Regions from separate parts of the Homo sapiens genome. Here all the other regions are linked to region 3. A link is a loop called in an ENCODE intact Hi-C map of the cell type or tissue named here. Cell type or tissue: endothelial cell of umbilical vein. All regions are shown on one strand. Region 1 holds the start of ZSCAN2 (zinc finger and SCAN domain containing 2). Region 2 overlaps PDE8A (phosphodiesterase 8A). Region 3 holds the start of ALPK3 (alpha kinase 3). Region 4 overlaps SLC28A1 (solute carrier family 28 member 1). Region 5 holds the start of ZNF592 (zinc finger protein 592). Region 6 holds the start of SEC11A (SEC11 homolog A, signal peptidase complex subunit).

Region 1 (4,000 bases), 220 kb before region 3:
CAGACAAACAAAAGCTGAGGGATTTCATCAACACCAGACCTATCCTACAGGAAATGCTAAAGGGACATCTTCAATCAGAAACGAAAGGACATTAATGAGCAATAAGACATCATGTGAAGTTACAAAACTCACTGGTAATAGTAAGTACACAGAAAAACACAGAGTATTATAACACGGCAATTGTGCAAACAACTCTTAAGTAGAACGACTAAAAGATGAACCAAACAAAAATAGTAATAAGTACAACAACTTCTCAAGACATAGACAGTGCAATAAGATGTAAGTAGAAATAGCAAAAAGTTAAAAAGCAGGACAAATTAAAATAGAGTTTTTATTAGTTTTCTTTTTATTTGTTTCATTGTTTATTTGTTTGTTCCTTTGTGCAAGCAGTGCAAAGTTGTCATCAGTTTAAATAATGGGTTATAAGATGGTATTTCCAAGCCTCATGGTAATCTCAAATTTAAAAATATGCAATAAATACACAAAACACAAAAAGCAAGAAATTAAATCATACTACCAGAGAAAATCACCTTCACAATAAGGAAGACAGAAAGAAAAGAAGAAAGAGAAGACCACAGCAACCAGAAAACAAAATGGCAAGAATAAGTCAATACTAACATTGAATGTTAATGGACTAAACTCTCCAATCAAAACTGTTATGGAAAGAACTGTTATGGAGCAGTTCTCCCCATTCCCACCCACATCATTTTTCATCAACTCTAGATGAGCTAAGGGCCCCCAAATGCCTTAGGCTGAGCATTCCTTGGGGTGAGGTCCCTTCTTGCTCAGAGCCTAAAGACAAGTAGTGATATTGTTTCTGCCTGTCCAGTGTTTCCTAACAGGCCTTCAGTCTCCAGAGTGGAGAATCTGCCTTTGTGTGGGGTATTAGTAAGAAAATCTAGGAGCCACATCCAATCCTCTCTCACCCTGCTGCATCCAGGGAATGTGCATGTGACTTAGACTCAACCAACCAAATGCTCTTTCCTTGCATGGGAGAATTTGTGTGAGAAAGGCGGAGAAACAGAGATGGCTGTAGTACCACCAGAGGTCATGGGATAGGCAAGCTGAACTTTTTCTGCTCAGAGACTGTTATTGTGGTTTTTGGGGACTTCCTCTTTGTCTCTTGGCTCCTAACTGTTCTCAAGCCTGATTCGTCAGCTCCCTTCTACTCTGTCAGTTCCCTGACAGTCTTTCAGTAAGTCCCTTTTACTTAAGTTAGCCAGATTAGTTCTTAAGCTTTTAACCAAGAATGCTTTCTGGTGGAACAGAGCCTCTCTCACCCTTGTGGTTTGGCCAATGGAGAAAGGACTCTCTTGGGGGAGCAACCTTGAACTTGGCTGTGTTTCCAGGCTTGCTTCGATGTAGCAGGCTGGTCTTAGGGTACTGGCTTGGCTACCAGGGCCCTTCTCAGTAGGATCATTATGCCATGAATTGGTCTTAAATGTGACTTTCTCTCTGTCTCATGTAGGATAGTTGACACTGGCAAGGACCAGCTTCCCAGAATCAGACACAGAGGAGACAGCTTCTTTAGGACTCTCCAGTGACAAGCTAGTGCCAGTTCTGTGGTCAAGGGTTGACATGGGTTAGGAACAGAGGTAAATAAACGCTTGAGCTGCTGGAAAGTTCCATCTGTGCATCCCCAGCCTCCCCTGCATCTTTTCCTTTTTGTGTAAATTTCCATTCCTGGTAAGGATGGACACATGGAGAAACCCATCTTTTTTAATACAATGTCATCCCAAAAAAAATCACTTGGAGGGGTGGTGGCCCAGAATTCTGCATCCAGGGGCTTAGTGCAGACTTCTCAGGCTGGCCTGGAGGTGGTGCTATTTGCATGTGGTCAGTCTGGGATAATAAAGATGCTACCAGGGTATTGGATAAGAATCACTAGCTGAACTTCACTTTGCATCTCTGTAATTGGATTCAAGAGGTTAATTAGTGAAAAACAGGTGAATTTCACATAATCTTTGGAGTGGTGCAGAGGACTTTCTAACACAAAACTCACAGGCTATAAAAAGATAAGATTAACAAATTTGACTGCAAAAAAATTTCAAATTTCTATATTTAATAAACCAGCAGAAAACAAACAGCAAACTGAGAAAGAGTAGCAACTGCTGTGACAAAGGGATAATTTTCTTAATATACAAAGAGCTCTTACAAATAAATCCAATTTAAAAATGGGAAAAGGACCGGGCACGTGGCTCATGCCTGTAATCTCAGCACTTTGGGAGGCCAAGACGGCTGGATCACCTGAGGTCAGGAATTCAAGACCAGCCTGATCAACATGGTGAAATCTCTGTCTCTACTAAAAACACGCAAAATTAGCCAGGTGTGGTGGCGCACGCCGGTAATCCCAGCTACTTGGGAGGCTGAGGCAGGAGAATCACTTGATCCGAGATCGTGTCACTGCACTCCAGCCTGGGCGACAGAGGAGGAAAAAAAAAAGCAGTCATTTCATTGCAGGTGCCTCCAGTAATTGCTCAGTGCAAACATACATAACTATTCTATCACAGACCATTAAGGGTGTCTCTCTCCATTTTTAGATTTTCCGCTTGAGTTTCCAGGTAGTTTCTCACCTGTTTTCAAGCAGGGTTGGGGCAGCCGTTTCTTCAACAGCGCCAGCCGTAAAACACAAAGATGGAGGCCAACCTCCCACACCCGGGCACCCTCCCTTCCCCCATACTGAGATTGACAAGTAAGCAACCCGGTGATCAGTACTAAAATGGAGACGTCAGCCAGGTGCGGTGGCTCACACCTGTAATTCCAGCACTTTGGGAGGCTGAGGAGGAAGGATCGCTTGAGCCCAGGGGTTCGAGGTCAGCCTGGGCAACATATGGAAACCCTGTCTCTATGAAATGTAGATCCTGTCTGTGAGTGTGTGTGTATAAATAAATATATATATATATATACAAATACATACATATATATATTTAAAAAATAAAATGGGGACGTCCAACACGTGTACTAGGGGCGGTGTCTCTGCCTGGGGAGGTGGTGATGACAGGGCAGGCTCCACCCAGGAGAAGCTGGAAGAATGGGAGTTCCGCGGCAGAGGAGGCGGGGCAGGGCGTTCCTCCAAACACAGGAATACCACGTGCGAAAACAAAGGGGTGTGCGAAGACCGGGTGCATGTGTACAGCTGCAAACTGGGGGAAAGGCGCCAGGCTTGGGCGATGAGGATTTGTTCCCCCATGGATTCCCTTCCTGCCCAGGGTCCGCTCTCGCCGGTCGAGGGTGCCTAACAATACTCCTTGCCACAAGGTTCGCAGCCGAAAAGGTCCTTCAAGTCCGGCCATCCAACTTTCACTTTTTATAGACAAATATACAGAGGCCTTAGATAAGTGAAACGGCTTGTCTCGGGTTACAGCTCTAGCCAACACAGGGTTTCTGACGGTCAGTCTGCGGATTTTCCTGCCTCTGGTCCGCAGGCACTGCCCAGGCTGTCAGCCCCAAACCCTACTCCGGGGACCGCGGTCAGGTTCGTCTCCGGGCGGACTACATCTCCCACAATGCCTTGGGCCCAGCCTCCCTCCTGCCGCCCGGCTGGGTGCCGTCTCCACCAACAGAAAGGCAGAATTTCCAGGGCCGTTCTCGGCAGCCAATGAGCGCGGCGGTGGGCGGGCCTCTCCCGTCCATTGTTCTCGGTGCCCCACGGGCTTGAGCCGGGGTGAATCTGGAGGGGCCGGGCCGAGCCCGGGGGCGCTTTCGCACGCGAAGCAACCGCTAGAGCAGGACCTGGTCTCCCGAGAGGTGAGCCGGAGAGGCAGGCCTGGAGCCACGCGGACCCCGGGCAGTAGCCCGAGGTGAGGGAATAGTGGGCCTGGAGCCAGCTGCCGGCAGCTCTGCTGGGGGAGGGGCGTCGGGGTCGCGCTCCGTATCCTGCGGGCCCTGCAGCCCCGATTTACGCGCCGGCTCCGCTCAGCGAACCGTCCCGGACGCGTCTCCCTGGCGGAGAGCTCCTTGCCTCTCCTACCGAGAAGCGCAGGCTTTGGACGGGAAGGGG
Region 2 (4,000 bases), 230 kb after region 3:
CTTCATCAATAAAATGGAGTTAATGAGCTTACCTTGCTCATAAGGTAAGAACTAAATTGGACTTAAATATGATTGGATCCAAAGTATTTACGTGTTAGATACTTTTTTCTATTAAAACTGACTGGACCATGTTGTTATTTGCATTTTCCTCTCCTGCTACCCAAGGGACAGGATTAGGTTCTTTGTACTCCTAGTATCTAGCACTGCACTTGTCTTACAGTAATAGGTGGTCCACAAGTGTCTGGATTTAGACTCTTCCACACCTAAGAACTGGTATCTCCTGACTCTTTCCAGGCTGTGTCCCTTTGATCACATTATTTCTCTTTGTCCAGAGAGAGAAACAGATGGTCACTGGTTGTACATGGAAAGCCTGAAGGGATAGTATGGTTCAGACCAAAATTGGATTTATGTCTTTACTGCAGTTCCTGGGTTTTGTATACAATTAATGTAAATTGACCCCAGGATAACTTTCTGTTTCTAATAAAAGGATGAAGGAAAAAAAGAGATCGATCATATGATTGTTTTGTAGTTCCTAGGACTTAGGCTCTTCGTAAGATTCTTCTTTCTGTTTCTTTTTTTTTTTTTTTTTTTTAAGACAGAGTCTCGCCCTGTCACCCAGGCTGGAGTACAGTGGCTCTGTCTCAGCTCAGTGCAATCTCTGCCTCCCAGGTTCAATCCCTCCTGAGTAGCTGGGATTACAGGCACCCACCACACCTGGCTAATTTTTGTATTTTTAGTAGAGACAGGGTTTTACTATGTTGGCTAGGCTGGTCTTGAGCTCCTGACCTCAGGTGATCTGCCCGCCTCGGCCTCCCAAAGTGCTGGGATTACAGGCGTGAGGCACCACGCCCAGCCATTCTTTCTGTTTCTTAATGGAATAAAGTACCTATGAAATTACTCTGAAAACTACAAGTCCTGTATTACATACATATATTTATGTAATAAGCTGGTATGAGTATAATTTCTAGATAAATGATTGGTTTAAAAAGATTAGCTGTTGACTGCACATTAATTCCAAAATATTTTTTGAATACCATGTACTAGACACTGTTTTGGGTGTTGGGAATATAGTAATGAATAAAGCAGGTAAATCCCTGTTGTTATAGAACTCTGTATTCCAGTGGGAGAAACAGACAAAAAAGAAGATAGATAATAAAATATGTAGTATACCAAATGGTGATTGGGAGCTAAGAAATAAAAACAAAGCAGGCAAGGGATAGGGAGGGTAGAGGGGAGTAGAAATTTTACAGAGGTTGGAATTATATATCTATTTTCTTTCTCACCCACCCCTAATCAAGATTTGTAACATAATAACTTTGCCTTCTAATACCACATCTAAATGATGTTAGATCAGTTAGGCAAACGAAATCAAAACTTCTAATAATTTGTTTCATATATCTGTAAACCATATTTACAAAAAGTTTTACTTTTCAATATTAAAATGCAAATCAACACCATCATATTGTCTGATATCCTAATATTATAACCTTTTTAAATAATCTTAATACATTCACAAATATTTAAAAGTATAAAAGATTAAGAACGTGTATAATTACTGATATCAGCTATTGAACATACTTTTGTTTCTATATTGCTTAAAAATGTCAGTTGCTTTTAAAGCTGAAAGATAAAATCAAAGCTATGCTATTTAAATTTATTTGAAATGATTATTCCCTTGTAAATATTAATGTGAAAAATAAATTATTATTAAGAGGGCTGTGACCTGAAACCTTAGGTCAGTTTGATTATGATTTCCATACATAAAGAAAGGATGGATACAAGAATTCCAGAAGTTCCAGTCCTCTTTTCTAGAGCAGTCAGGAAGTTGTTTACTCTTTGAGGGCCCACTGCTGACGTCTGCTCACTGAGTAATGTCATCAGATTTCCTGGTGGTGGTTATTTTGGGGGGAGCAGTGGCAAGTAGTTGTCCGGCTGTTAGGAGACTCTGCTCCATAGAGGTCCTGAGAGCCGGATATACCCCGTAGACAGGATGTAAGGTTAAATGCAATCTAGTTAAGTAAATAAAGTAAGCGTTCAGTGGTAAAAAGGAATTGCTGAAACATGAATGTTTTAAAATGATATTGCTAAAATTTTTACGTGGCAAAATTCATAGTCTTAAATCTTTTAAAAGTGAACCCATAGCTGCCTTTATTTCTTAAAATAAATCCAAAGGTGAGTTACTTTTATAAGTTCACATCATAAATTTATGCTGTCCTTTGTCTGTACAAATCAAGTTATTTCACCAGCTTTTGGTGTAGACCACATATTCAGGATTGTTTACCTAGGAGGGATGAGCCTTTTGCCCTGAGCTATCCAGACTTTTATCTTTTCCCTCAGCTTGTGACCAACACTATGTAAATATGTATATACATACTTTTTACTCATGCTGGTCATTAATATTTAAACAATTCATTATTGTCTTTATATTTATTTTCCTTACCGGTTTCCTTAAGTTTGTACTGTTGATTTTCTCAAACTTAATGATTTGAAAGCTTAGTGTACTTATTTTGTGACAAAAAGGTTTTAGACTATAGATTTTGCCTCTCATTATAATTTAGCAGTAGTATCCTGTAAGTCTTACTACATAATATTCACTTTTATTTTCCAAGTTAACTGTAGGCATAGTTTGCATATCTCTCTTTGATTCATTACTTTTGTGAGTTAATATTTTTAAGTTTTCTAAGGAGGCAGGATTTTTTGTTGTCGCTTAAACTTAAGTTTTTAATTCCTAGTTTGCTTCGTTGAAGGATAAAAACTGTACAGTTTTTACTTTAGGAATATATTTTAAGGGTTTTTTTCTGGTAACCTAGTATATCATGTTTTTCTAATATTTATAAATATTTTCTTTCTTTCCATTCAGACTTTATTTTTTATCTATTTGATCCTTCTTAGTAAATTTCATGAGTATTCTGTCAGAGACTGAGACACCAATTCATATAAAGGACCCAGGTGGCTCTCTGACCCTGCTTTATTGTGGCAGTAGCAGCATCCCTCCAGTTTATGCTTTTTCTGCTTTCTCTTACGAAACTGTGCCCCATACTGTAGGACATAAGCAAAATGATTTTCTTTCTCTTCTTCCTGTCATTTTCTTCCTTTCTTCTTCCTGAGCAGTTCCACTGCATTCTCCAAGCAATAGGTCAGTCTCATTCATTTGCTCATTGCTTTAAACTTGTTCATTAAGTGCTGGTGCCACAAACAAAAAACTCATCGTTCAAACTGGTCTCTCAGAGCCTCTTGCTTTCCTTCTTCCTGTACCGTGAGAGTATGATGATTATACAGACCATTTCAAGCACTTGAAAGTTGATTTTAAAAAATAACAAAACAAAGCCGGGCGCGGTGGCTCACGCCTATAATTCCAGTACTTTGGGAGGCCAAGGCAGACAGATCACTTGAGGTCAGGAGTTCGAGACCACCCTGGCCAATATGGCAAAACCCCGTCTCTACTAAAAATAACAAAAATTAGCCAGGCGTGGTGGCTCATGCCTGTAGTCCTGGCTACTCGGGAGGCTGAGGCAGGAGAATTGCTTGAATCTGGGAAGTGGAGGTTGCAGTGAGCTGAGATCGCGCCACTGCACTCTAGCCTGGGCGACAGAGTGAGACTCCATCTCAAAAAATAAAAAATAAAATAAAAAAGAAAATGATTATACAGACCAGATGTCTCCTTTTTTCCTGATTTTAAAAAATATGGTAAAATACACATAACGTAAAATATACCATCTTAACCAGTTTTAAGTGTACGGTTGAATGGTATTAAATACATTCATAATGTTGTGCAACTGTGATCACCATCTATCTCCAGAACTCTTTTCATTTTGTAAAACTAAAACAATATATCAATTAAACAAGAGCTTCCCCATTCTTCCCTTCCCCTTGTCCCTAGCAAACACATTCTGCTTTCTCTCTATATATTTTGACTACTCCAAGTACCTCATGTAAGTGGAATCATATAGAATTTGTCTTTTTGTGACTGGCTTATTTCACTTAGCATAATGTTCTTACA
Region 3 (4,000 bases):
AAAATAGGAGAAAGAAGGATGGATAAAAAAGTCTGTGGGCACTTCCGGCCGGGCGCGGTGGCTCACGCCTGTAATCCCAGCACTTTGGGAGGCCCAGGCGGGCGAATCACGAGGTCAGGAGATCGAGACCATCCTGGCTAACACGGTGAAACCCCGTCTCTACTAAAAAATACAAAGAAAAAAATTAGCCGGGCGTGGTGTGGGGCGCCTGTAGTCCCAGCTACTCGGGAGGCTGAGGCAGGAGAATGGCATGAACCCGGGAGGCGGAGGTTGCGGTGAGCCGAGATAGCGCCACTGCACTCCAGCCTGGGCGACAGAGCCAGACTCTGTCTCAAAAAAAAAAAAAGTCTGTGGGGACTTCCAATATTTAGACCAGGTTTCGGCAGTGCTTGGCACTAGTTCTTGGAAATTGTTGCATGATTTGATTATTTTTCTGGGTATCAGGACTCAGCCCATTTCCCCCTCTGGTGCTGAGAAATGGAGGCCGAAGGAGTGATCTAGAAGTGTTAATTGAGCCCCTAATCTATGCTAGTTACTGGGGGTGTTGGGGGAGACAGGAGAGAGATCCCACGGGGTTCCGGCCTCCCAGGGACTCAGGTCACTAATGGAGGTGGCTTGGCTTGTCTATGTGCTGGGCCAACAGCCACTGGCGAGGCAAGGCGAGGGTCAGTCACGGCTGGTGCCAGGAAGAGGGCTGGTTCTTTGGCTCCCTGGTCTCCCGCGGTCTAGCCCAAGCTGGCCAGCGGTTGACCTGGCTCCCCTGGCCCCGGCCAGGCCTCGTGGACCCCTCATATGCCACACGGGACATGAGCAGGCCGGCCGGGAGCCGGGTCCCGGGAGCTCCACGAAGGGGCCTGTCCTCCATGACCAGGACACCCGCTGCGCCTTCCTCCCGAGGCCTCCCGGGCCTCTCCAGACGCGGCGCTACTGCAGACACCAGGGCCGCCAAGGGAGCGGACTCGGAGCCGGCCCTGGGGCGGGCACATGGGCCCCGGCGCCCCCCGGCGTCTCCAAGCCGCGCTGCCCGGGTCGGGCCAGGCCAGGGGAGGGACAGCAGCAGGTGACGACGGCCCGGCCACCGGCTATAAATAGGGGCGCGCGTCAGCCGCGGGCGGGAGCGGCGGCGGCGGGCAGGGGCCCGGGGGCCGGGGCCTGGAGGACAGGCGAGGCAGCGGCGAGTGCGGGGCCGGCGGTCGGGGAGGGCGGTGCCATGGGGTCGCGGAGGGCCCCCAGCCGGGGCTGGGGCGCGGGTGGGCGGTCGGGGGCGGGGGGCGACGGTGAGGACGACGGCCCCGTGTGGATCCCCAGCCCAGCCAGCCGGAGCTACCTGCTCAGCGTGCGGCCCGAGACCAGGTAAGTGGCACCAAGGGGCAGGGCGGCGTCGGGCCGGCGATGCCCTGGGATCAGTCCCTGTGAGGGCGGCCTGGCCCCTGGAGGCCTGGGCTGGGCCTGCGCCCTCGAGCCCTCTCAGCCCCAAGGCCCAGGGCCTGGGGACATGGCCGGGCTGGAATGGCTTTCATAGCCCCTTGTGACCCCTCCTGATCCATGCGCCTCAGGCCTCTGGCAATTCGAGGCTCAAGAGAGGACAAAGGCTCCACTTTGGAGTGATTTCATGGGGTCTGAAGGCTTTCCTTATCTCCCCTGCCCCCTACCCTGCTACTCCCTGGCTTGGGATTCCACAGCTAGCGATAAGGAAAGCCAGAGTGGCTGAAATTCCTCCCTGGCAGGAAGGGAGGGGGAGAGCACTGGTGGGGACAGGGAGAGGGTGCTGGGGGGCTGCCCAGAGTAGGAGCTGCTTAGCTCAGGGTGGGGAGGTTCTCCAGGAAGAAATAAACCTTTGTAAATAAGGTTCCTCTACTGGGCCGAGGACTTGGGTCCTCCCCAGGACCTGAGTGGGGGCTGGTGAGATAGGGGGTGGGATGAGGTACTGTCTGGAGATGTTGGGAATTAAGGACTTGCAGCTCTGAGGGAGCCAAGTGCCCTGTCCAGTTTGGGGAAGTGAAATGCCAAGGGAGGTGTGGAACTGATGAGCCCTTCACTGGTCTTCCAAGAGTTCAAGAGGTGTGGAAGCTTTGTTTTAGCAGCTAGGCCACCCACAGATATAAAGACACAAAGACAATAGACAGGCATCCAGGAAATCAAAGGCACACAGGCACACGTGGACAGGCGCATTGCCATGGAGACAGACACTTCCTGCCCCCTGTGGGCAGCTCAGTTTCCCTTCACTTCTGGAGTCTGTTTTCCAAAGGGAAATGTGTTGAGATAGTGGTTGTTTCATAGCCTGAGAACTTGACTTGTGTATTATGCAGAAAACGGCCATTCCTCCAAGAGGCTGTCCAGAGACCTCTTGTTCTCCATTCCTAAAACAGCATAAAAACAGGCATCGAGGACATTCAGGAAAAGTCCTGGGCACTTCCTCGTGAATTGGCTGAGTCCTACTGACCTTGGAGTTGGGAAAGTTCAAATGTAACCGGAACCGGTTTCTGCATAAAACTCGTCAAATGGTGTCACATGTCTGGGGCAGGGCTGAGGACTGATGTTAGTGACTGAGTCAGACTCAACAAGGCCCCTGGCTGCCAGGAAAGAATACCCCTTTTTCTTACTCCTGGCTCTACAGATAAACCAGAATGAAATTTGGACATTTATTCCAGTCCTTAGAGAAGCTGACTCCCTTGTGGGAGCCTCACATTTGTCACAGTGACTTGTCTGGGCTTTGCCTCCTGTGTTTGGCCTTTGTCAATACCAGTGGAACAAACAGAAGAGGCGGAACCAGGGTCCTTCTTGGAGACAGCAGCAATGAAGGAAGGGAGGAAAGAGTGCCTTGAAAACCAGGCAGAATGGGGAGGGCAGGGGATCTGGGCTTTTAGGAAAAGGGCTGGAGAATGGACATAGTGCTGCTGCCTGGCTGAGCAGTTGTATGATAGATAAATGTTAATTGTACACCTCATGAGCACAAAGCTTGTGCCAGCCTGAGAGCTAGAGGCAGGATAGAAGTGGCTGGCTTAAGTCCCTTTGGACCTAAATGGGAATGTTCTTAAAAGGAGTCTCTTTCATCAAGTATCTGGAGGGGGCAGGACAGCAGGAGTGGGAGAAAGCTTTGGACTTTGGGCTGTGTTTTGCCCCTGCAGAGTTTTTTACTGCTCCTGCTGGCTAGCCACAGACCCCTAGAGGTTCTGAGAGACAAGGACAGCCAGATTTATCAGGCATCTGGAAAAGCCTTTGGCCAAAGTGGGGAGAATGTGACTGGGGCTGCAGTGGGGAGTGGAGGAGGCGAGGCAGTTCCTGCTTCTCTAGTAAGGCCTGACCTGTGTTGGAGGGAGCCACCGTACTGTCTGCTGTCCCTCAGAACAGCCTCACTGCCTGTGGGGGTGGGGAGAGCTCCCTAGAGATAGGGAGAAAGACAGTCCCTCGAGAATTTTGCCAGCTATGTTGGCTCCAGCCCAGCTGAGCCCTGACTATGCCAGAGTCCTGACTGAGAGGCAAGTTCTGTCCCCACTCACTCTTGGCTCCAACATCTTCTGGGTCTACCTTCACAAAGATGTGTCATGGAGCTCTCCAGGCATCATTCTCATGGACCCTTGTGAGGAGGGGCTACCCCTGGGAACTGATGGACAGCTGAGCTGATGGACACCAGAGGCCTTGGTGGATGGCCCAGAACCTATCTCCCTATGCACCTCTCTCTGTCCCACAGCTCTGAAAGGGTTTCCAGTCCATGTCGGTGCAAGAATATTTCCAATGCCCACTGGGGTCAGAGGTCTCACATGCAGATAGTCCCACCAAACTGTAGGCCCAGCCCCCAGGTCACCCGGCATCTAGGACCTCACCCCCATAGAACAGTGAGATGTGGGTAGGCTAGAGAAGTTAAGGGGCCAAAATTGAGTAGAAGCAGTTTTGATTTTTTTTTTGAAGCAGTTATGATTAATTAGCTTTTATGGGACACTCAGAAGTTCCAGAAACCCCTGCCCCCTGGATTCTTGGAGGCCCTGGTCCAGGTGGGCTC
Region 4 (4,000 bases), 95 kb after region 3:
ACCTCCCCAGGCAGCTGCGTTCAAGTGCAGTAACGGAGGGGCCTGAGGAGTGCGTATAAGGAGAGATTCTTCTAATAAGAGACCGTGAGGGAGACTCCTTGAGGAGGCAGCATTTGACATGGAGTTTAGGACAGAAGAGATTTGGACAGACTGAGCTAGGCAGGAAGAGGAAATGGCATGGGCAAAGCATGGAGGTGAGAATGTGCTGGCGTGTCCACAGTGCAGGGCAGAGTTCAGTGGATAGGCAGGTAAGCTGTTTCCCAAAGGGAAATTAAAGCCTCGTTAGCCAAAAAGCAGGGGAAGAGGTGCCCGGCGGGCCACGCAGCTGCTGTCCGCCAGAGCGCCTTCCCCCGCCCACCACTGGCCCGCGTCTCTCCTGCGTCATTGCTGGGCTTGCCTCTGTGTCTGCCCCCTGGCCACATTAGCTATGTCTCCTCCCAGCCTGCCTCCCTCTCTGGAAGGATGTGTACACACCTGCTGCTTGCATCTCTCCCTGAATCACCCTTTAGAATCATGGATTCCTTGACCATTGGTACCAGGAGGGAGCTCAGTGGTGTTGCGGCCTCCCTTTTGTATTACTGATGGTCCAGCCAAGCTCCAGACAGGAGCAGTGTGTTGGCCGCAATGGCACAGTGAGTTGGCGCAGAGCCAGAGCTAGAACCCCTCCACTGGACTTCTGGTTAAGGGATGTATTCTTCCTCATACTATCAGCAGAAATCAACGGCCTCATGTCTCTCCTCCAAATACAAAAAGCACTCTGAATAACAAAAATGATCATTTAAAAATGTATCCATTAGGCTGGGCGTGGTGGCTCACGCCTGTAATCCCAGTACTTTGGGAGGCTGAAGTGGTTCGATCGCTTGAGTTCAGGAGTTCGAGACCAGCCTGGCCAATATGAAACCCCATCTCTACTAAAAATACAAAAATTAGCCAGGCATGGTGGCGGGCGCTTGTAATTCCAGCTACCCAGGAGGCTGAGGCAGGAGAATGACTTGAACCTGGGAGACGGAGGTTGCAGTGAGCGGAGACTGCACCACTGCACTCCAGGCCAGGCAACAGAGTGAGACTCCATCTCAAAAAAAAAAAAAAAAAAAGAAGAAGAAGAAGAAAATAAAAATGTATCAGTGGTGGCAAAAAACTTTGAAGTTGAATGTTCGGTTAAGACAAAAATGATAGTGAGGTGGGTTTATCATTAACCAGCCTCAGCATTTCCCAGCGAAACACCAGCAGTTTCCTGGCCCCTGGTAGGCCCTGTCCTCTGGACAAATTCCTGGACCGTGTATTGGCTGATGCACCATCCATAGCAATGCCAGGAAAGAGGAAGGAGGACTAGGATAAATGCTCTGTGGCCACAGAATTCTCTTTCTCACTAATCACAACATTTTATTCAGCCTCCCCCTCTCCCCTATATCACACACATATTATTGGGATTTGCCCTCAAGGTAGGGGTGGTTTTGTTGAATGCTGAGCTGAACAGAAGACTCAGGAAGTTCTCTCTATTCTTTCTATGAATCATACAGACCTAGTCCAAGGCCTTTGGCCAGTTTCAGTCTGGGGAAGTCTTCTCTGAGCTCACTCAGATTTTCAGAATCCAAGCTGCTTCCTGCTGGGCCATGGTCCAGCTGCTCTCTTCTGGGGGGAAGTAAAGTCTCTCCCTAGGGCTTCTTCAGCCCTCAGCTTGCCCTGGACCTGGAGTCCAGCACAGTGGACGTGGCAGTCACCCCTTGGCTGTATCAGCTGGATTAGTCATTCCACCTTGGCTCTGTCTCCCTTCTAGTAACTTTCCACCCGCATGATCATACTCCCCTGGGTCTGGCTGACCCGGGAGCAGACTCTCATTCTTTCACTATTGTTCTAGCCTCTGGAACAAGCACCCACTGCTAAGCTTAGCAGTGCTGCTCAGATTTTCTCTGGAGGAACCCCTAGGGTCAAGGAAAATGTCTTCATCTCCTGAGAGTTTCGGGATGTCTGATATAGACTCTGCAGTCCCCAGTGGTCAACAGTGCCAAATTTTGCGCGCGCGCACACACACACACACACACACACACACACACACACACACACAGATCAAATAAGGACCAAAAGGTATCATTGGATTTGGTAGTTAAGGGGTAACTGGTAACCTTAGTGAGCATGGTTTTCGGTGAAGGGAATGGGAAGTAAATGAAGCCTGGGGTGGGATGGCTGAAAGAAGGGAGATGGGACAGCCGAGGCAGGAGGCATCTTGTTGAAAACCCAGGATCCAGGCAGAAATGGGAATGAGGGGCAAAATGCTGAGGCCATTCTGGGCAAAGGGATGGCACAAACAGGAAATCAGGAGGCGTAGCTAGGTTACAGCCAGAAATGCAGCTACTCTGGACTTGGAGATGAGTCCCTTCCACTTTCTGGCGGTGGTACTGGTACAGTGTGCACCACAGCTGCTGCCCCGAGCATCTTCCAGCTTTGGGTTTTAGTGGCTCACTGTGGCCTGGGGCTGGTGACAGGGCACTGTCGACAGTGCTCAAGCCTTGGGGTCTGGAGACATGAGGGTTTGCCCAGACAGCCTTAGAAAGTCAGCAGGAGCCCTGGCTCAGCTTCCTCCAGGGAGAGGAGGGGGCAGGCCATGTCCTTAGTGGGGTTTATCTGGCCTTCAAAGCCTGTTTCTTGGCCCAGGTGATGAAGTTTGCTCAGAGCGTCTAATCTAGTCTCCAGGGCTGTGGTTGTCAGAGTGTGGTGTCCAGGTCAGCTGCACCAGCAGCATCTGGAAAGGCCAAACATCAGGCCCCACTGTAGACCTATTAAATCCAAAATATTTTTAGCAAATTCTCAAAGGATGCTGCTGGTCCACGTGCTGAGAACCACTGGCCTAGAAGAGCTAGAATTTCCTTCTTCCTTGAGTTATGGTACTAGCAGGACCAGCCTCCAAAGCCATTTCTACAAGGCAGTGGTCAGGACTTACTTGGCTCTTCCTTGAAGGGGACTGCCTTAGTCCATCCAGGAGGCCATAAACTGGGTGGTTACAAGCAACAGAAATTTATTTCTCACACTTCTAGAGGCTGGAAGTCTGAGATCAGTGTCCCTGCAAGGTTGAATTCTGTTGAGGCCCACTTTGCTCTCTGCCTACTTGGTCGTCTGTGTCCTCACATGGTAAAAGAGGTGAGGGAGCTCTCTGGAGCCTCTTTTATTTTTTATTTTTATTTTTTTGAGACAGGATCTCACTCTGTTGCCCAGGCTGGAGTGCAGTAGTGTGATCACTGCTCACTGCAGCCTCCATCTCCTTGGCTCAAGTGATCCTCCTGCCTCAGCCTCCAGAATAGCTGGGACTGCAGGCACATGCCACCATGCCCAGCTAATTTTTTTGAATTTTGGTAGATACAGGGTCTCACTATATTGCCGAGGCTGGTCTTGAACTCCTGAACTCAAGGGATCCTCTGGCCTCAGCCTCCCAAAATGCTGGGATTACAGGCGTGAGCCACTGTGCCTCTTTTACAACGGCACTAATCCCATTCATGAGGGCTCCACCCTCATAACCTAATCACCCCCAAAGGCTCCACCTCCTAATACCATCACCTAGGGAATTTGGTTTCAATATATGAATTTAGGGGGACACAGACATTCAGTTTCCAGCAGGGATGCATGCTGCCCCTGAAGGCAGAGAAACAAGCCTCCAGGACTGTTCCCAGGGCAAACCTCCCAAGGGGCATGGCAGGACCTTGGCAATCTGCATGGTGGCTGGGAAATGCATCTGCCTCTTTGCAGGTGTGTGACCTCGGGTGGGTAGCCAAGATCTCACAGCCTCCGTGTGCCCATTTGTGAAGTGGCGACAGTTACATCCACCACAGATGCTATGAGGATTCATGAGTCCCCACATATTAGGGACCTGGCCCAGGACAAGCCCTCGTGGTTGGCACACAGTGGAATTTAATGGCACTTGCCTCCCCTTTCCACAGCAGCACTGCCTCGAGCTGCTGCCCTGTTCTGCCACCTCACATCCTGCAGGCCCCAGAGGTGTTTCCTGGGC
Region 5 (4,000 bases), 71 kb before region 3:
CCTCAGGTGATCCACCAGCCTCGGCCTCCCAAGTAGCTGGAATTACAGGCATGAGCCATCATGCCCAGCCCTAATATTTTTTTCTTTCGAACCCCATAAATATCTTTTAAAAAACACCTTTCTTAAAAATACTTTTAAAAGCTACTTAAAGATACCATTTCCCTGCTTCCAGGAGAAATATACATGCACTATAAAAATAAGAAAATATAGATGTCACAGAAGAAAAGTCTCATTTTAAAATCTACGCATTATACTTATTTATGTATATTTATATATTACCATCTGCTATATCACCTTATAATGTGCTTTTAATTATAAAGATTTCCCACATCATTAAATCTTTTTATTTACCATGATTTTTAATGGCCACAAACTCTAGTTTATTTAACAATCATATAACTATAATATAATAATATAATATTGGGCATTTTTCCTGCTTATAGGTAGGGTGCAATATTTTGAGGTAATATAAATGGACTAATATCTGGGATATGGTGACAAATCTTCCAAAGAGCACAATATTTTTTGCAAACAAGAAATTAGGGCCTGAGATAATTAGGAGAAATGTAAGTTCCCAATGAAACTCTGGAGATATTGGCAGGTATGCTGGGTTTCTTAAGTGGTACACAGGTTTGGAGTCAATTGTACTTAAATTTTAAAGGACAGTGACCCCAGCTGCCCTAAGGATGATTGTAGAGGGTAATCCAGGCAGCTGATCCATGGAAGCATGCATGCCTCCCTACCTCAAAATATTTCAATCTTTATGCACTCTTTAAATCTTGTAGGAAGAGGCGGACTTCTCTGACTTTTTGCTCACCCCTTTCCCCCTTCCCATCTACTTTTCCTTTTCTGGTTTCTTGCACCATCAATTATCCTACATCTATCTGCCATTCTCCCCTCTCAGCTCCTTTAGTTAAGGTCTCCCCACTCAAGTTAGGAAAAAAAAAAAAAAAATCACCGGCCAGGCATGGTGGCTCATGCCTGTAATTCCAACACTTTGGGAGGCTAAGGCAGGTGGATCACCTTAGGTCAGGAGTTCGAGACCAGCCTGGCCAACATGGCGAACCCCCATCTCTACTAAAAATACAAAAATTAGGGCCGGGTGCGGTGGCTCATGCATGTAATCCCAGCACTTTCGGAGGCCGAGGCGGGTGGATGACCTGAGTTCAGGAGTTTGAGACCAGCCTGACCAACATGTTGAAACCCCATTTCCACTAAAAATACAAAATTAGTCAGGCATGGTGGCGCATGCCTGTAATCCCAGCTACTCGGGAGGCTGAGGCAGGAGAATCGGTTGAACCCAGGAGGCAGAGGTTGCAGTGAGCCGAGATTGTGCCATTGCACTGCAGCCTGGGCAACAAGAGCGAAACTCTCTCTCAAAAAAAAAAAAAAAAAAAAAAAAAAAAAAAGCCAGGCATGGTGGCGTGCGCCTGTAATTCCAGCTACTTTGAAGGCTGAGGCTGGATTATCACTGGAACTCTGGAGGTAGAGGTTGCAGTGAGCCGAGACCACGCAATTGCACTACAGCCTGGGCTGCGAGACCGAAACTCCGTCTCCAAAGACAAAAAAAAAAAACAAAAAACAATCAACTTTTCCCTTTACTCTTTTGCAGAGAGGGAGGGTCTCGCTATGTTGCCCAGGCTGAACTCAAACTTCTCGGCTTAAGGGATGCTTTTGCCTCAGCTTCCACAGTAGGACCCAACTTTCTCCTTTACTCTTGGTACTTCTTGAGCTCCAGGCCTACTTTTCTCTCTCTCACTGCCAAACATTTGAAATCATCACCCTTTATTAACTCCATTGCTTCATTGGCTAACATACTCTTTAGACAAGCTCTTCAACTCAGTTCTGTGCCTGGTGCACAGCAGGCTCCGGCTGCATGTTAGTTCCAGCCATCTTGCACATTTGCATCTCCTTCCTGGAGAAGGAATTTCTCCATGGTTAGCAGTGTGTGCTCACTCCTAGTCACCAGGGCCTCATCTCCGTGTTCCCACACCCTGACCTTGCTGCCGCCCTAATGCTGCGGACCCAGTTTCCAGGTACGCCGGGTTCTTGGAAGGTCCTGCCGGTCACCCTCCCAGCCTTCTGCCAGACTCACTGAGTTCTCACCCTGCACAGTCATCGTTTCCCCAGTAACCCTGAGAGATCTCCCAGTCTACCTCTTCGAGGCACCCGTTGCCAGTCCTCCATCTCTGTTTGCCGCGCGTCCCTCGGTTACCCCAGAGGCAACACGTCAGGCTGCCCCGCACCTCCAAGCCTGCGCGAATGTCCTTGTAGCCAGCTATGACCAAACATTTAGGGCGCACCTGAGCGCCAGGCCCACGCCACCCCTGCTTGCTTTCACTTAACAGCCTCGACTAGGCCCCCTATGCGCCAGGTCTCAGTGAAGAGGACGCAGTCCCGGGTCCTGGGCGCTCTTTGCCGGGCGAGACAGCTGCGTAGGCAGATCCTGTTCCTCTAGTGGGCGGCCTCGGCCCCTGCCCCTGCCCCGAGGCGCGTCAGAGGACAAGAGGCCCAGGTCGCTGGCAGCGGCTGCCTGCCCGACCGCACAGGGTGCCTAGCACGGGTGGCGGGGACTGGAGCCGGGCGGGGGCCGGCCGGGGTCGGGGGTCCAGCCCTGAGCGGCGCCGTCCCCGCCCCGCCCCGTCCCGTCGCGTCCCGCCCCGCCCTACCCGCCGCCGCCGTCGTCGCCGTCGCCGGGCCTGCGCCGCGCAGCCCGCCTCGGGCGGGAGGCGGGAGGCGGGAGGCCGGGCCCAGGCCGGGGCAGCCCCTCCACCGCACCGTCCTGGGCCGGTGCCCAGGTCCGAGTCGCCTTCCGCCTGCCCCCCCCCCCCCCCAATCCCCCGCCGCGGCAGCCCCAGCCAGGTCCCGCCGCCAGGCCGGCTCCCGCCCCCGCTCCGCCCCCGGAGCCGCAGCCCCGCCCGCCATCGCCGTCGCCATGTTGTGGCTCCCGCAGCCGGCGCTGGGGACGCGCGCGGCCGAGACTCTGGCCTGCAGTCGCCGCCGCCGCCGCCAGGTAAGCGCCCCCCGCGGGCCGGGCCGAGCGGGGCCTGCGGGCCGGGGCAGCCCCAGCCTGGGCCCGGGAGGATCGCAGCCGGGACCGAGTCCGAGCCCGAGCCGGGGCCCGGCCCTGCAGCCTGGCGGACCCTGGCCGCCGCCAGAGGCGGCAGCCACTTCCCCCGACCGCCGCCTGGCGGGCCCGGGCCGCCACCCCACCCCGCCCCCGGCCGTCGGGCGCCGGCCCCTTCCGCCGCTGCGACCGCCGCTGCGACCGCCGCTCCTTGGCAGGCCGGGCACGCTGCTGTCCTCCGCGCTGGGCGGGACGTGCGGCCGCCCTCGGCGATAGCCGGCGGCCCCCAGCCCGGGCACGGATAACGGTGCCACTTTCTCCCTCTGGGACGGCCTGTCAGCCCGACCGTCCCCGCCGCCCGAAGAGCTGTCGCCGTCACAGGGCAGACACTTCGGGGAACGACCCTCTTTGGCGCTCCTCAGTACTCCCCTCCCCTGAGCCCAAGTTCTGACCCTGAGGAAGGTTTCTCCCGGAGCAGACAGGTATTCCTAGAGCTCCAGAGTTGGGGTCCTCAGGGGTGACCAGGCCTGTTGATCAGGGTGAAAATTGTCTCTCTGCAAGGGCTCTTCCTGCCAACGAGGGGGTTGGCGGGAGGCTCAGTGTGACCTGAGGGAGGACAGGAGAGCGTCTGCTGGACAGATGGCCTCCTGGCCTTGGATCAGCGTTTGTGAGGGGGAGGGGTCCGTATGACCTTAGGTATGCCTGCTCCTGAGTACTGCAGGATTATTGAAGCTGTTTAGGGATTTTAAACCATTTTTTGAGTAGGCCAAAGGTGGCATTAAAGGTCCTGGATTGGAATAAGTCCACAGGCCCACCCAGGGAAGCATGTTTGGCATCCAGGACTAGTCTAGAATAGGACTGGCAGTAGAAGAATGGGACTTGGGGAGTAAGACGGTATTTGGCTTATGGTTTGCCCACTTGAGTTCAGGCCTG
Region 6 (4,000 bases), 100 kb before region 3:
AAAGTAAACATAGGCACAGACAGGTTAAGTAATCTGCTCAAAGTCACACAGCCAGTAAGTAGCAGAGCTACTTCAAACCTCTGAAATCTAGCTTTAGAGTCCATATTCTTAACTTCTATACTGTATTGCTTCTCACAAAGTCTCATTTTCTTCATGTTTAATAAGAACAACGTTACCTACCTTACAGGTGTATAAAGTGCTTCACACATGGCAAGAGCTCAAAAAAGTTATTGTTTTGCCTTAGTCCTTTTCTACACATTTAGGCTCCTTGAAGGCCGAGTCTTTCTTAACTATCTTTGCATTTCTCTCATTGTACCTAGCATAGAGTACAATAAATATCAGACTCAAAATAAATACTTTCCTCAGAGAAATATCTGTGGCATCTAGAAATCCAAATATGGATTAAAAAAAGACAACACTATACAAGTAAAAATTTGAAGTGTTGTCATAAAGACATAAAGTAACGTTTGCGCAATTTTTATAGAATGCTCAATTCTGACTGACAGAATTGACACTGAGCTAGCTAAGGCCTGAAGGGGAGTAAGGAAAGGTTGTGTATCTACTTCCCTAAGTGGCAGTTATAAGTACAAAAAATGCAAGTCCAAGGAAAAAAAATCCTTAATGGTGACATCAGGATAATCATAACAGTAAAATACTGTTTAAAACAAAAAAAAAGTCCGATGCAGCAAAACTAGGCTCTACAGACACACTAGGCGCAAAAGATAAAACAGAACAACCTTTTCTAAGGACTAAATAATTACAACAATATTCTCAGTACTATTTGGCATACGATCTAGAAGATCAAAGTAAAGTGTAAGGACAAAATCAGGAGACCTACATTTCCAGATCCCCGTGGCACTGATATTGGACTGTAAAACCATAGATTCCGAGGGCTGCCGCCTTAGTGCTAAGCGGACGCAAGGGCAAGTAGTGTAACTGTTCCAACTCGGAGCCCAGAGTGGTCCAAGTCAAAGTCGGTGCAGCCCGCTACGGTTCAGCTCTACTAAAGGGTTGCAAGGAGCTGAAAGCAGCAAAACGGTTTTTGTGGGGCCTCCAATCGCCTTCCTGAGCGCCCCAGAAACCGGCTAAACCTCGTCTCTCCCGAAACCACCTGGAGTCGCTCCGACTGGAGAAATCAAGAGTCCGCCGCCTTAAAATGACTAAAACAATAAGCAACCCCAACTCCCACTTCAAGCGCGTACGGTTTCCATTTGCTCCCCTGCCTCAGTGGGAGGAATGGAACGTGAAGACACCGCTTCCCGCCCCGCCCCCGGTAGGCCCTGAATCAGTTCGGGGTTAAAAATAATGAGGCGGACAAGGCGGCCTCTGGCCACAGTCTCCAAAGAAAGCGAATGACCCGGGTATCAGACCAGCTCAGACCCTCACACCAGAACCCTGGGGTCCGCCGGGCCCCGCAGCAGCAGCCTCGAAGGGACAAGAAGAGCCAGGAGAAAAAGAGGACGGACAAGCTCACCTGCCGCTTGTTCATCCGCCGCACATCGTCCAAAAAGTCTAGAGACAGCATGGCGGGGACGGCGAGCAGGACACCGGCAGGGGAAAGGGCGCGATGACCAGCGGGCGGAACTACTGGAGCTCGGGTCGGGCTCACACTGGACAGGACCCCGCAGTGCTTGCACTTCCGCTTCCGGGGCGGGAGCTGGCACGGTCGGGCACGGTCCCCGCCCCCCGCGCCCCTTCGCTGCGGAGAGCTGACAGAGAGACTCACGACCTTGCTAGTCCAGTCTCAGGGCTTGGCCTCGCCGTGGGAGGGTTCTCACGCTCTGGCTCTCGCCTGCCAAAAACCGACTGGACGCCACTTCCCGCGCTCGGCCCCGCGGCCCTTCACCGAGGCGGCGACCCAGGCTTAGTTGGGGAGGCTGCTCTGCCACCTTCGGAAGGCGGGCCTCTGTGCCCGCCCGGCCAATCGCGAGCAACCTCTCCGGTGTGGGCGGGTAGAAGCGGTTCCGCGTCCCGGCTTGGGTATGGGTGTGGCAGTGGATGTGTCGTCTGACCGTAGGTTCTCTGGTCGAGCAAGTCTCCTGCGCTATGGGAAGCTGAGGAGGTGCTTTCTTTCTTTCTGTCTCTGTCTCTCTTTCTTTACGTCTCTGTCTCTGTTGAGGTGCTTGCTTGCTTGCTTGCTTACTTTCTGTCTGTCTGTCTCTTTCTCTTTTTCTTTCTCTTTCTCTCTTTCCTTTCTTTCTCACTGTGTCGCCCAGGCTGGAGTGCAGTGGCGCAATCTCAGCTCACTGCAACCTCCGCCTCGCGGGTTCAGGCGATTCTCCTGCCTCAGGCTCCCAAGTAGCTGGGACTACAGGCGCGCGCCACCAAACCTGGCTAATTTTTGTATTTTTAGTAGAGACAGGGTTTCACTATGTTGGCCAGGCTGGTCTCGAACTCTTGAGCTCAGGTGATCCGCCCGCCTTGGCGTCCCAAAGTGCTGGGATTACAGTCGTGAGCCACCGCGCCCGGCCATCGAGGTGCTTTCAATAAGTGCTTTTCGCGTAAGGTTGGACCGTGTGAGAGACCTTCCGAGCACTGCCTGAGCCTGCCAGGAGTTTACAGTCCAATTGGAGAGAAAACAGCCCGGGAGAATTAGAAAACATCCAAATGGTGCAACAGCGTGATGAGACCACCAGTGGTGTGGGTCGTTAGGAAGTGGCTTCCTTTCTGACCTTGACTTTGCTGACAGGATTTGACATGGTCTCCTTGAATTCTACCTCCTGGTTTTCTTAACTTGGACACCTTGAAGTGACTATCTTTTCGCTACCTTTTGCTTTGACTGGCCAAAGCTCCTAATACGCACTTCAGTCAACAAAGACTAAAGCTGGATTACTTGGTATCATTTCTCTCTCTTTTTTTTTTTTTTTTTTTTTTTTCAAAATAATCCTTCTCTCCCATTAGGGAAAGATGAATGAAGGATATACTGGAACTCTTTGTAGTATCCTCGAAATTCTTTAAATGGAAAGTCATTCCAAAATAAAAACTTGAATTTATTGGAGGATGGCTGTAATAAAAAAGACAAATAATAATAAGTTTAGGGGAAGATGTGAAGAAATTGGAACCCTCATATACTGCTGGTGGGAATGTAAAATGGTGCAGCCACTTTGGGAAATAGCTGCAGTTGCTCAAAAGGTTAAAGATGTGCCGTCTGCAGTGGCTCATGCCTGTAATCCCAGCACTTTGGGAGGCTGAGGCAGGCAGATCACCTGAGGTCAGGAGTTCCAGACTAGCCTGGCCAACATGGTGAAAACCCGTCTTTACTAAAGATACAAAAATTAGGCGGGTGTGGTGGTGGGCACCTGTAATCTCAGCTACTGGGGAGGCTGAGGCAGGAGAATCGCTTGAACCCAGGAGGCAGAGTTTGCGGTGAGCCGAGATCGTGCCACTGCACTCCAACCTGGGCGACAAAGTGAGACCCTATCTCAAAACACACAAACAAAAAAAGGTTAAAGATGGAATCACCATATTAACCAGCAATTCCACTGCTAGGTATATACCCAAGAAAATTGAAAACGTTTGTCCACACAAAAACTTGTACATGAATGTTCACAGCAGCATTATTCATAATAGCTAAAAAGTGGAAATAACTGAAATGTTTATCAACTAATGAAGGGATAAATAAATGTGGTATATTGGAATAATGTACTAATAATTCCGCTGGTACAATGGAATATTAATCTGGCAACAAAAGGAAATACTACAACATGAATGACCCTTGAAACAGATTTAGTGAAAGGATCCAGTCACAAAAGACAAAGCATTGCATGATTCCATTTAGGTGAAATATCTAGAATAGACAAATCCACAGAGATGGAAATCAGTGGTTGCCTAGGGCTGGGAGAGTTGGGGAAAATGGGGAGTGGCTGCTAATGGGTATGGAGTTTCTTTTAGGGGATGCTAGTTCTACAACTATGTGAATATACTCAAAACCATTAAATTGTACACTTTACACTGGTGAATTGTATGGTATGTGTATTATATCACAATAAAGCTATTATGA

Evidence for each region. A loop is a pair of places that touch in the nucleus more often than their neighbours do. Peaks named below come from ENCODE experiments on the same cell type or tissue, not always from the same donor. Only the 100,000 strongest peaks of a DNase experiment are listed, where the experiment ranks them.
Region 1: it touches region 3 in a loop (7-fold over the local background); 14 of 110 quality-filtered maps call a loop at or near these places.
Region 2: a loop joins it to region 3, with 12 times the contacts of the local background. A loop is called at or near these places in 5 of 110 quality-filtered maps.
Region 4: a loop joins it to region 3, with 3 times the contacts of the local background. A loop is called at or near these places in 19 of 110 quality-filtered maps.
Region 5: a loop joins it to region 3, with 10 times the contacts of the local background. A loop is called at or near these places in 38 of 110 quality-filtered maps.
Region 6: it touches region 3 in a loop (5-fold over the local background); 8 of 110 quality-filtered maps call a loop at or near these places.

What each region holds. Positions count from the first base shown.
Region 1 is chr15:84,597,389-84,601,388 of GRCh38, forward strand. It overlaps ZSCAN2 (zinc finger and SCAN domain containing 2), which reads left to right and starts at 3,621. Exons shown (of 3, transcript NM_181877.4): 1 at 3,621-3,747. It overlaps LOC105370947 (a long non-coding RNA gene), which reads right to left. Exons shown (of 4, transcript NR_186225.1): 4 at 2,046-2,415. RefSeq lists an enhancer at 3,469-3,518 and a silencer at 3,839-3,988. In endothelial cell of umbilical vein, a CTCF peak has its summit at 1,793 (motif pointing right); DNase peaks (open chromatin) are centred at 1,833, 3,063 and 3,513; H3K4me3 peaks cover 1,051 bases; H3K27ac peaks cover 369 bases.
Region 2 is chr15:85,045,494-85,049,493 of GRCh38, forward strand. All of the region lies in intron 1 of PDE8A (phosphodiesterase 8A), which reads left to right. Among named protein-coding and RNA genes, the nearest start is that of PDE8A, 66 kb to the left of the region's middle. RefSeq lists an enhancer at 1,692-1,861. In endothelial cell of umbilical vein, no CTCF peak of the experiment used is centred here; DNase peaks (open chromatin) are centred at 1,898 and 3,068; H3K27ac peaks cover 2,815 bases.
Region 3 is chr15:84,816,243-84,820,242 of GRCh38, forward strand. It overlaps ALPK3 (alpha kinase 3), which reads left to right and starts at 1,114. Exons shown (of 14, transcript NM_020778.5): 1 at 1,114-1,353. The coding sequence starts at 1,211. RefSeq lists enhancers at 212-742, 2,870-3,401, 3,402-3,931. In endothelial cell of umbilical vein, no CTCF peak of the experiment used is centred here; DNase peaks (open chromatin) are centred at 989, 1,649 and 2,289; H3K4me3 peaks cover 2,665 bases; H3K27ac peaks cover 2,647 bases.
Region 4 is chr15:84,910,784-84,914,783 of GRCh38, forward strand. All of the region lies in intron 9 of SLC28A1 (solute carrier family 28 member 1), which reads left to right. Among named protein-coding and RNA genes, the nearest start is that of SLC28A1, 28 kb to the left of the region's middle. In endothelial cell of umbilical vein, no CTCF peak of the experiment used is centred here; a DNase peak (open chromatin) is centred at 1,598; H3K27ac peaks cover 2,656 bases.
Region 5 is chr15:84,745,652-84,749,651 of GRCh38, forward strand. It overlaps ZNF592 (zinc finger protein 592), which reads left to right and starts at 2,941. Exons shown (of 11, transcript NM_014630.3): 1 at 2,941-3,013. RefSeq lists enhancers at 2,093-2,392, 2,465-3,304, 3,833-3,912 and silencers at 2,463-2,882, 2,943-3,432. In endothelial cell of umbilical vein, no CTCF peak of the experiment used is centred here; DNase peaks (open chromatin) are centred at 2,300, 2,830 and 3,940; H3K4me3 peaks cover 2,174 bases; H3K27ac peaks cover 1,799 bases.
Region 6 is chr15:84,714,551-84,718,550 of GRCh38, forward strand. It overlaps SEC11A (SEC11 homolog A, signal peptidase complex subunit), which reads right to left and starts at 1,589. Exons shown (of 6, transcript NM_014300.4): 1 at 1,475-1,589. The coding sequence starts at 1,525. RefSeq lists enhancers at 1,242-1,807, 1,263-1,332, 1,808-2,373, 2,003-2,122, 2,143-2,252 and 1 more. In endothelial cell of umbilical vein, no CTCF peak of the experiment used is centred here; DNase peaks (open chromatin) are centred at 1,061 and 1,921; H3K4me3 peaks cover 2,403 bases; H3K27ac peaks cover 1,767 bases.